2 separate regions of the Homo sapiens genome follow, and region 2 is linked to region 1. Evidence: read pairs that join two places in POLR2A ChIA-PET (ENCODE). Cell type or tissue: Caco-2. All regions are shown on one strand.

Region 1 (5,000 bases):
GGTGGAATCCTTCTACATCTGAATGGGGTTTTCCCGATTCGGACCAGGGAGTCAAGTTCTAGGAGGGAAAAAGGAGAGGCATCATTCCTTAGCCTCAGTCTCCCAGGAGGAGGAAGTTTCTTTCCTGTCAGTTGACCGCCTTTGGTGGCATAAAAGTGTGTCATCTTCTTCCTGGTCTGGGAGGCATGGAGGGTGGGCCATTGGCGAGAACTCCCGAAACGCCTGGGATAAGTTAGGAGGCGCGGGAGTCAGGTGGGCGGGGCGTCAGCCTGTTCCCAGAGGTAGAAAACTGGCACTGAGTTTTGAGTTACTGTCCACCTCTCTAAAATGAGGCCTGCTGTCAGACTCCTGGGTGAGAACATGTGTTTGATGGATGTACATGTCAAAGAAAATTTAGATAACGCAGAGGACAGGCTGGGTGCGGTGGCTCATGCCTGTAATCCCAGCACTTTGGGAGGCTGAGACGGGTGGATCACCTGAGGTCAGGAGTTCGAGGCCAGCATGGCCAATATGGTGAAACCCCCGTCTCTACTAAAAATACAAAAATTAGCCGGGCGTGGTGGTGCACGTCTGTAATCCCAGCTACTTGGGAGGCTGACACAGGAGAATCCCTTGAACCTGGGAGGTAAGGTTGCAGTGAGCTGAGATCGTGCCACCGCACTCCAGCCTGGGTGACAGAGTGAGACTTCGTTTCAAAAAATAAAATTTTTAAAATGCAGAGGGCCATCCTGGGCAACATGGTGAAACCCTGTCTACAAAAAATACAAAAATTAGCTAGGGCTGGGCACAGTGGTTCATCCCGGTAATCCCAGCACTTTGGAAGGCCGAGGTGGGCGGACTGCTTAATCCCAGGAGTTTGAGACCATCCTAGGCAACGTGGCAAAACCCCATCTCTACAAAAAATAGAAAAATTGGCCGGGCATGGTGGCTCACGCATGTAATCCCAGCACTTTGGGAGGCCGAGGCGGGCGGATCACGAGGTCAGGAGTTCAAGACCAGCCTGGCCAACACAGTGAAACCCCGTCTCTACTAAAAATACAAAAATTAGCTGGGCATGGTGGCGGGCGCCTGTAATACCAGCTATTTGGGAGGCCGAGGCAGGAGAATCACTTGAACCTGGGAGATGGAGGTTGCAGTGAGCCAGGATGGCGCCACTGCATTCTCCAGCCTGGACGACAGAGGTAGATTCCGTCTCAAAAAAAAAAAAAAAAAAGAAGAAACATTGCTGGGCGCAGTGGCTCACCTCTGTAATCCTAGCACTTTGGGAGACCGCTGAGGCAGGTGTATCACCTGAGGTCAGGAGTGAGACCAGCCTGGCCAACATGGGGAACCCTGTCTCTGCTAAACATACAAAAATTAGCCGGGTGTGGTGGCGGGCACCTATAATCCTAGCTACGCGGGAGGGTCAGGCAGGAGAATTGCTTGAACCCGGGAGGTGGAGGTTGCAGTGAGCCGAGATCACACTATTGCACTCCAGCCTGAGCAACAAGAGCAAAACTCCGCCTCAAAAAAAAAAAAAAAAAAAAGTTAGTTGGGTGTGGTGGCACATGCCTGTGGTCCCAGCTACTTGGGAGCCTGAGGTAGGAGGATTGCTTGAGCCCAGAAGTTCGAGGTTGCAGTGAGCCATGATCATGCCACTGCACTCTAACCTGGGTGACAGAGCAAGACCCTGTCTTCCAAGAAAAAAAAAAGGGCTGGGATTGGTGGCTCATGCCTGTAATCCCAGCACTTTGGGAAGTCGTGGTGGGCAAACTGCTTGAGCACAGGAGTTAAAGACCAGCCTGGGCAACGTGGCAAAACCCCGTCTCTACAATAAATACAAAAATGAGCTGGGTGTGGTAGCGTGCATCTGTACCCCAGATACTCAGGAGGCTGAGGTTGGGAAGATTGCTTGAGCCCAGTGGGTGGAGGCTGCAGTGAGCCAAGATTCTGCCACTACCCTCCAGCTGGGTAACAGAGTGAGCCCCTGTGTCAAAAGAAAAAAGAAAATGCAGAGAGATCAGAGAAAAAAAATGGGTTTGTGATCCTGTTATTCAGAGACAGAATCACCCTCTTCCCTCTCCACTCCCCATAAACACAACCACAGTCTCACGTACACTGGGGTTTAGGAGGCGGGCGGACGGCACCGGGCCTCTTCCATGGTGGGAGAACATCTTACTTAGGTTGATTCAGGTGTCCTCAGCCTGGCTGGCAGAGAGCAGAGACGGGAGCAGGCGCGGCAGGGCAGGCGGCACTCCCTGTTTGAGAGTAGAACCTACATTTGTTTGGGGTTAGCTGGCAGAGAGGCTGATGACATCGTGAACTGGCTGAAGAAGCGCACGGGCCCGGCTGCCACCACCCTGCCTGACGGCGCAGCTGCAGAGTCCTTGGTGGAGTCCAGCGAGGTGGCTGTCATCGGCTTCTTCAAGGTAGAGACCAGAGCATTCCAGTCTTCCTTCCTTCCGTCATCCATTGAGGAGGGGTCCACAGCCTGCAGCTGGCAGTTCTGCACGTGTCCCCCCTGGCCTGGGCTCTACAGGGTCTGCCCTACTGCTTGGTGCTGCGGGATCATGACGACCTCTGCTTCTCCCTCCTCATTCAGGACGTGGAGTCGGACTCTGCCAAGCAGTTTTTGCAGGCAGCAGAGGCCATCGATGACATACCATTTGGGATCACTTCCAACAGTGACGTGTTCTCCAAATACCAGCTCGACAAAGATGGGGTTGTCCTCTTTAAGAAGGTGAGTGGCCCCAGGCAGCTCTGCCCAGGTTAGTTCTGGGGTTGGTCTGCAGAGGGTGGCGTTGCTCTCCTTATCGTTAAGGGAACCTTGCTCCTGGCACCTTTGGCCCAATAGGTATGTTCTGCAGCTTTGCCAAGTTGGGGTGTTGCGCTGATGCCTGTGGCCTGGTCTTCGCATTCAGCTGTGGGCTTTCTGGCCACTCTCCTGCCACAGCCGCCTCAGAACTGCTTTTGACTGTTAGCTTTTTTTTTTTTTTCAATTATGATAAAACATGTAACAACATTTGCCCTTTTTTTTTTTTTGGGAGAGTCTTGCTCTGTCACCCATGCTGGAGTGCAGTTGCGTGATCTCGGCTCACTGCACCCTCCGCCTCCTGGGTTCAAGTGATTCTCCTGCCTCGGCCTCCCGAGTAGCTGGGACTACAGGCATGCACTACCATGCCCAGCTAATCTTTGTTTTAGTAGAGATGAGATTTCACCATTTTGGCCAGGATGGTATCAATCTCTTGACCTCGTGATCCACCCACCTCAGCCTCCCAAAGTGCTGGGATTACAGATGTGAGCCACCGCGCCTGGCCCCGTTTGCCTTTTTTTTTTTTGAGATAGGGTTTCTCACTCTGCCGCCCAGGCTGGAGTGCGGTGGTGCATTCTTAGCTCACTGCAACTTCTGCTTCCCAGGCTCAAGTGATCCTCTAACCTCAGCCTCCCGAGCAGCTGGAACTACAGGCGCGTGCCACCACGCTGGGCTGAGTTTTTGTATTTTTTGGTAGACATGGGGTTTTGCTGTGTTGTCCAGGCTGGTCTTGAACTCCTGAGCTCCGAGTGGTCTGCCTGCCTCAGCCTCCCAAAATGGTGGGATCACAGGCGTGAGCCACCGCGCCCGGCCACGTTTTAACTATTCTAAAGTATTAACTACATTCAGAGCGTCCTGCAGCATCCCTATTTCCAGAACGTTTTCCTTACCCAGAGGTCTGGAGTATTGGCGCTCTGGGCGTGTTCCCACCCAGGTGGCACCCACACTTCGTATGCCCCTCAGCCCCAAGGGCATTATGACCCCTAAGGATCCACTGTGAAAACTGCCATCCTGATCCCGCTGTCCTTCTCCTGGGGAAGGGCTCCTGGACAGTGTGGCCTCTTAGCCGCCTCTCCCCGTTACCAGGACACAGCAGGGTCCTTGTTTGCACAGTGTCAAGATGGGGCCTGTGGGTTTCTATTGTCTCTTTTCTCGGTCACCAGGCAGGTGGGGCTGGGGCCGCACACTTGTGCTCTAGGGACAGCTGAACCTGGATGTGGGTGATGGTGGGTTTGTGCCGCTCAGAGCCAGGGTAGTGTGGATAGGAGAGAAAGTCTCGGGAGAGGAGGGACCTGGGGAGTGAGGGGCAGGAGGGCGGCCGGGGGCGATCGGACCTTCAGCTCCTGTCCTGTGTCGTTTCCAGAGGGGAGAAGAACCTTTTAGACAGCAGCATCATAAGCCAAACGGTCAGACGGGCAGCCTCTGGGATTGGGGCTGAGTGGTTTTGGACACAAGGAACCCATTCACTTTCTTTTTTTTTTTCTTTTTCTTTTTTTGAGACAGAGTCTGTCTCTGTCGCCCAGGCTGGAGTGCAGTGGCGCGATCTCAGCTCACTGCAAGCTCCGCCTCACGGGTTCACGCCATTCTCCTGCCTCAGCCTCCCGAGTAGCTGGGACTACAGGGCACCCGCCACCACACCCAGCTAATTTTTTTGTATTTTTAGTAGAGACGGGGTTTCACCGTGTTAGCCAGGGTGGTCTCGAACTCCTGACTTCATGATCCGCCTGCCTTGGCCTCCCAAAGTGCTGGGATTACAGGTGTGAGCCACCGACCCATTCACTTTCTGTAGTAAGCACGGAGCATCCAGCACTCCCCGGGACCAGGTAGGAGGGAGGGTAGAGCCAGCTTCCTGGAGCGCGGTGGTGCGGGTGGGTCAGGATGGCTTGCTTCCATGTTCTTGTTCTTGTCATTTAGCTGTTTTTGCAGCCACTTCCTCAAGATAACTCAAGACAGTAGATGCTCTTTACCAGGAGACATTCTCTTGATGTCCCCTGAAGGGAAGAGAGTTGCTAAATTAGTCTATTGCCATTGCAAGGTGCCCAGGAAATTAAACCTCTGACTAGAAAAAGCCAGTGAAGTGTTGGATAAAGTTGAAGGAACCAAAGGTCTTTTTAGAGCTTTTATTAAAGAGAAAGTTCCAAGTCTTGTCCTGAAACTTGGGTTCTGGGGCAGACTTTCTCCAGAGCCCACGAAACTCGCGAACCCTGTG
Region 2 (5,000 bases), 1.2 Mb before region 1:
GCACAGCCGAGCCGCGCCTCCCCGAAGTGCATGTGGCCAGTGAAGAGGAAGTCGCCATGCCCCGGCCGCACGCCACACTCCAGCAGCGTCCTGACGCGCCCCTGCCAGTGGCCGTCACCCTCGGGCACCGGCTCGAAGACCCTGCTTTTCTGCCGATAGAGTCTGCTCACGCGCAGGTGGATGGCTGAGTCCTGCCGCTCAGGCTCGTGGGTAACTTGCTGGATGGAGCCTCGAACGGCTGTGCGGGGAAGGAGATGGGGACAGGGAGTGAGCAAAGGCAAGCACACAGCAAGACCACCGCACCTCCCCCTGCCCCCGCATCGATGGGCACTGGAACGGGCAGCTGACCCCCGACTCTGCCATCTAGCGTGGAAATTCCCAGAGAAAAGTACAATGTAACAGCAGAAAGCTGCCAAGGGGTGTCCCAGATACTTAGACATCGTCAGAGAACAGGTGCCCTTTCTACCAAGGGCCAGACCTGTTAAATGGGAAAACAGAACAAACAAGTCCAGCTGATACACAGGGTGCCCCTGCAGTTCTGTGTCCTGATCAGACAGACCCGGTGCAGCTCACAGGAGAGGGTGGGCATGGGGACAGCCTTCGCGCCACACTTGGAGACCCCTGCCCAGCCCCAACTCCATGCCAGGGGCCGGGAAAGCAGTGAGAAGGGGCCTGTCCTTGAGCTTGGAGGTGGGGTGCAGAGCCGGGGCCTGCAGGACATGGCTTCCACGGCACCACACGACGGGAGGCCAAACCTTTCCCACAGGGCGTCTGTGCAAACGCCACAAGCAAAGGGGCTGGAGCCCTGGGACCCCAAAGCTCCTCCTGCAGAGCCGCAGAGCCGCCGGGGGCCTCAGGCCTGGAACAGCGTGAACTCTGGTGGGGGGCAAGGAGTGTCCAACGCCAAGGATGCTCTGGGCTGCTGATAAAATGCTGTTTACAAAGCACTTCAGCAAGAAGAGCTGCTGGGAGACAGTGGACTTCAAGAGTCCCCTCGAAGAGCAGTGATCTCATTTACAAAATGGGAAAATGTTTGACAGTCACCAAAACAACCCCCAGCTCCCTCCAAGTGTGGGCGGTGGCGTCCCTGTCCCCAGGGCTGGTGGAGGGCCGAGCCCAGGGCTTCCACAGCGTGTGCCCCTCCAGGAGGGTCCACGCAGCACCGGAAGGCTGTCCTGGGCCCTGAAGAGGGACTCCTGGGCCCAAACAGCTCCATGTGGCAGAAACCAGGAGCACAGGAGGTAGAAGCTGCCGAGGAGACACTCACCGAAGTCGCTGGTGCAGACGGCTAGGAGCACCTCGGTGTCACTGCAGGGACGGCACGGCGCTGGAGAAGAAAGGCAGAGTCAGGAAGCAGCCTGGACGGGACAGGCTCTGGAACGCCGCCCACCACCGTCAAAGGATCCTCACACTCAGCAAAGCCAAGTCAGGGAGGGTGTCCACGTCAAGGCACCTTTGTGACCAACGCCACTTCAAATGTGAGTTGGCGGCACGTGCTGGAGGGGCCGGCAGCACGGGAGACAGAAAACACAACCTCGACCACGACGGGGTCTCACCCAGGGGACCCCTCGGCCCCACCTGGACCAAAGGCACCTGCACCTCGGCCATGATGGGCACATGTCCGAGAGCAAGACCCTCAGTCCGGCCATGTCCCAGGGCCTTCGTGGGGAGGGGTCTTTGTGCTCTTTCCCCACTTATCTCCTCAGTGCGGCTGAGCCGGACTCACTGAGAAATCGCTCACGTGCCTGTTGCAAATGCAAAGCCCACTGGGGCTGAACCGAACCCACCAGACAAGAGTCACCCCCAACCCACCTCCACAGCCCACGGCGCCGGGAGCACCCCCACCTCCCAGAGTCGCCCCCAACCCACCTCCACAGCCCACGGCGCCGGGAGCACCCCCACCTCCCAGAGTCGCCCCCAACCCACCTCCACAGCCCACGGCGCCAGGAGCACCCCCACCTCCCAGAGTCGCCCCCAACCCACCTCCACGGCCCACGGCGCCGGGACCACCCTCATTTCCCAGCTTCCTCGAAGGGCAGACACTCCCCACAGCTCTGCTGCCCACTTCCCTGGGTCGCGACGGCAGCGGCACCCAAAAGGAGGATCCCATCCCGCGGGACCCCCCATGTGGCTGGAAGGGCCAGCGAGGCCAAGATTCCAGGAAGGGGATCCCTAAGCAGGCAGCGACGCGTCCACCTGCCACCGGCGTGGGGCCTCACCCAGCAGGGCAGTGAGTTCCAGTCAGGGCCATCGGCCCGGCCCCTTCCCCGGATGCCACCTGGCCGCGGGATGAGGTGCATGCCCCAAATGGCTTTCAAGCCAAGCCCTGCTCACAGAACCCCCTCTGAAGCCCCTGAACCCTGCGGGGCCTGGCCTCCCCCAGAGAATGCGGAAAGCACGGAGGCTTCTCAGAATGAGCTCCCGTACCGGCCAAACCAGGCTTTCCCAACAACCTTCTCCCCTCGGCCCAGCCCTCGCCCTGCCCTTCGCCCCAGTTTCTTAGATGGGCGGGCCACTGTGAAACAGAAACCTCTGCACGCCCCGCATTCCTACACTCGGGACGGACTTGGAAAACATGGTTTTATTATTTGCTCTTATTGCAGGTTTCAAGGCCTCACCTGTTCTGAGCCTCTAGGTTTTGGCCCCAAGTCTCCTAACGCAATAGAAACTTTGAGACGTGAAATCTCAATGGCACTGGTTTCGCCGGTGCCATTTCACGTTCTGAAGGCTCTGAAACGTCCCTGGCCAAGAGCTGGGACGACCTTGACTTGGGGTTCGCCGGCCCTGGAAGAAGCTAACGCCGTCTGCACCCCTGGCCGGCTGCCCTTGCTGGGCTGAAGTGAGCTGAGCTGTCACCTGCCTGATGAGTACAGGCCCGAGCCAGCTGCTGGTGACTGGGGGTCCCAGGGGACAGGGCAGCACACATATCTGGCACCTTGGCCAAGGCGGGGACAGCTGCTCAGAGGCCTTCTGGGGTCAGGAACTTACATGGACCCTCAGGGCCTGCACATGTGGTCAACGGAGACCCTGGAGTCTACGGTGCACTGGGCAAGCGCAGGTCTTTGTGGACCCCGCAGGGTGGAGGTAGGAGGGACCCAGAGACAAGGCCAGCACTTTCCGCCAGGCAGGGGTGAGGGCGCCTCCCAGCCGGGCTCAGTGCCTGACTCACCGGCCCACCCACCTCCTCCTGCATTTGCTTCCATTAAGGTATCAGGAAAAAGAAACTGCACAGCCTGCTGAGCGCCTCGAGGCCCGGTCCAGCCTGGCACTGGGGGCGCCTCGAGGCCGGTCCAGCCTGGCACTGCTGAGCACCTTGAGGCCGGTCCAGCCTGGCACTGGGGGGGCACCTCTGCCATCCCAGCAACCCTCCAGAATGGGAGCTTCTGGCCAAATCCCCTTCCTGCTGATGTGTACAGACTCACACTGCAGCCCCCACCACGGGGGCCTCCTGACCCCCAAGCTGGAAGCCGCCCGGTGCGCTCTCCTATGGGGGCCCCGGGGTGTGGCCCACCCTTGACACTTAGTTCACCTATGTGGACCCCCATCCCACTCGCCGGCTGGGGGTCTGCAGACCATGCTGGGCCTGATGCAGGCACGTGCTGGACAGAGGCCAGCAGCACAGACCACCACTCACGTCCGGAAGCAACAAGGAGGGAGCACTGGGGGATCTCAAATTTCAGGCAGCACTTTTATCCTCCACAGGTGAGACTGCACGCCAGCACCTGCCCCGTACCACAGGGCCAGAGGTCCCAGCCCAGGGCGCCTCATGTGAGTGGAGGTGGCCTCGGCTGAGAGAGAGCTGGTCAACGACAGAAGCGTGGTGACCCCAGTCCACCCGAGGGTCCCCTCACTGAGCAGCACCCTCCGGCTGGGCAGCCATGGCAGCTGGGGCTGGGCCAGGCGGTCCTGCAAAGGCAGGAGGCAGGAGGTGCCGGAAGTCCATCCTCACAGTCAGCAGCACAGTCGGGGGTGTGTGTGGGGCGGGGGTGTGTGTGTGTGGGGCGGGGGTGTGTGTGTGTGTGGGGCGGGGGGTGTGTGTGTGGGGCGGGGGGTGTGTGTGTGTGGGGCGGGGGGTGTGTGTGTGGGGCGGGGGGTGTGTGTGTGGGGGGGTGTGTGTGTGTGTGGCTCCCACCCTGGGGCGGGGGGTGGGGGGTGTGTGTGTGGCTCCCACCCTGGGGCAGGGCGGGGGTGTGTGTGGCTCCCACCCTGGGGCAGGGCGGGGGTGTGTGTGGCTCCCACCCTGGGGCAGGGCGGGGGTGTGTGTGGCTCCCACCCTGGGGCGGGGCGGGGGTGTGTGGCTCCCACCCTGGGGCGGGGCAGGGGTGTGTGGCTCCCACCCTGGGGCGGGGCGGGGGTGTGTGGCTCCCACCCTGGGGCAGGGGAGCCCACAGGCCCAGCCACATGCGTCCCACCCCGGGGCCTGGGCGCGTGAGGGTATGCAAGCCCTAGCACTTCGCCCTCTGTGAGTCACGGCCCCACGACCTCAGCGGACGGCCGAGGGGGAGGATGGAGACGCTGCCCTCACGTGCCCTGGGTACCCCGCCCTGGCTCACCCGGCTGACGGCAGGGGTGTGGGGCCGGGGACGGTCAGTGCCTGCAGCCTCGCCTGCTAGAAGCCTCTGGAGACGACCCAACGACAGCTGAGCTCGTAAGGAGCACCCTGGAGACCTCCCTGTTCTGATTCTGAGCTTTACAAAGCAGAAGTCACCTTCACGGAGAATGCAGGGTGGACGCCGGTGGACGCCGGGAGACAATCGGGAGACAATTATTAACAGGAGCCAGGCTCATAAAGGCTGCGGAACGCGCTGCTCACGGACACATTGCACCTCGTCTCCAGGGCGGTGGGGAGGGTCGGCAAAGGGTTGGAATCCTGGTCCATCCTCCTCGGAGGGGGAGGGCTGGGGTGTGGACATCTCAGGCAGGTCTCTCAGGAGCTAGCATGAACAGGGTGGGAGGGACCGGCAGGGTGGGGTTGGGGACGCTGCTGCGGGGACTTAGAT

Evidence for each region. ChIA-PET counts read pairs that join two places held together with the same protein. Peaks named below come from ENCODE experiments on the same cell type or tissue, not always from the same donor. Only the 100,000 strongest peaks of a DNase experiment are listed, where the experiment ranks them.
Region 2: POLR2A ChIA-PET joins it to region 1 with 7 read pairs; 1 of 35 experiments calls an interaction of 5 or more read pairs at or near these places.

The regions. Positions count from the first base shown.
Region 1 is chr17:81,852,861-81,857,860 of GRCh38, reverse strand. P4HB (prolyl 4-hydroxylase subunit beta) reads left to right here. Exons shown (of 11, transcript NM_000918.4): 3 at 2,275-2,408; 4 at 2,582-2,719. Among named protein-coding and RNA genes, the nearest start is that of P4HB, 5.2 kb to the left of the region's middle. RefSeq lists an enhancer at 1,885-2,384. In Caco-2, no CTCF peak of the experiment used is centred here; a DNase peak (open chromatin) is centred at 2,776.
Region 2 is chr17:83,089,494-83,094,493 of GRCh38, reverse strand. METRNL (meteorin like, glial cell differentiation regulator) reads right to left here. Exons shown (of 4, transcript NM_001004431.3): 3 at 1,268-1,327; 4 at 1-238. Among named protein-coding and RNA genes, the nearest start is that of METRNL, 12 kb to the right of the region's middle. RefSeq lists an enhancer at 2,729-3,364. In Caco-2, no CTCF peak of the experiment used is centred here; DNase peaks (open chromatin) are centred at 2,513, 4,563 and 4,943.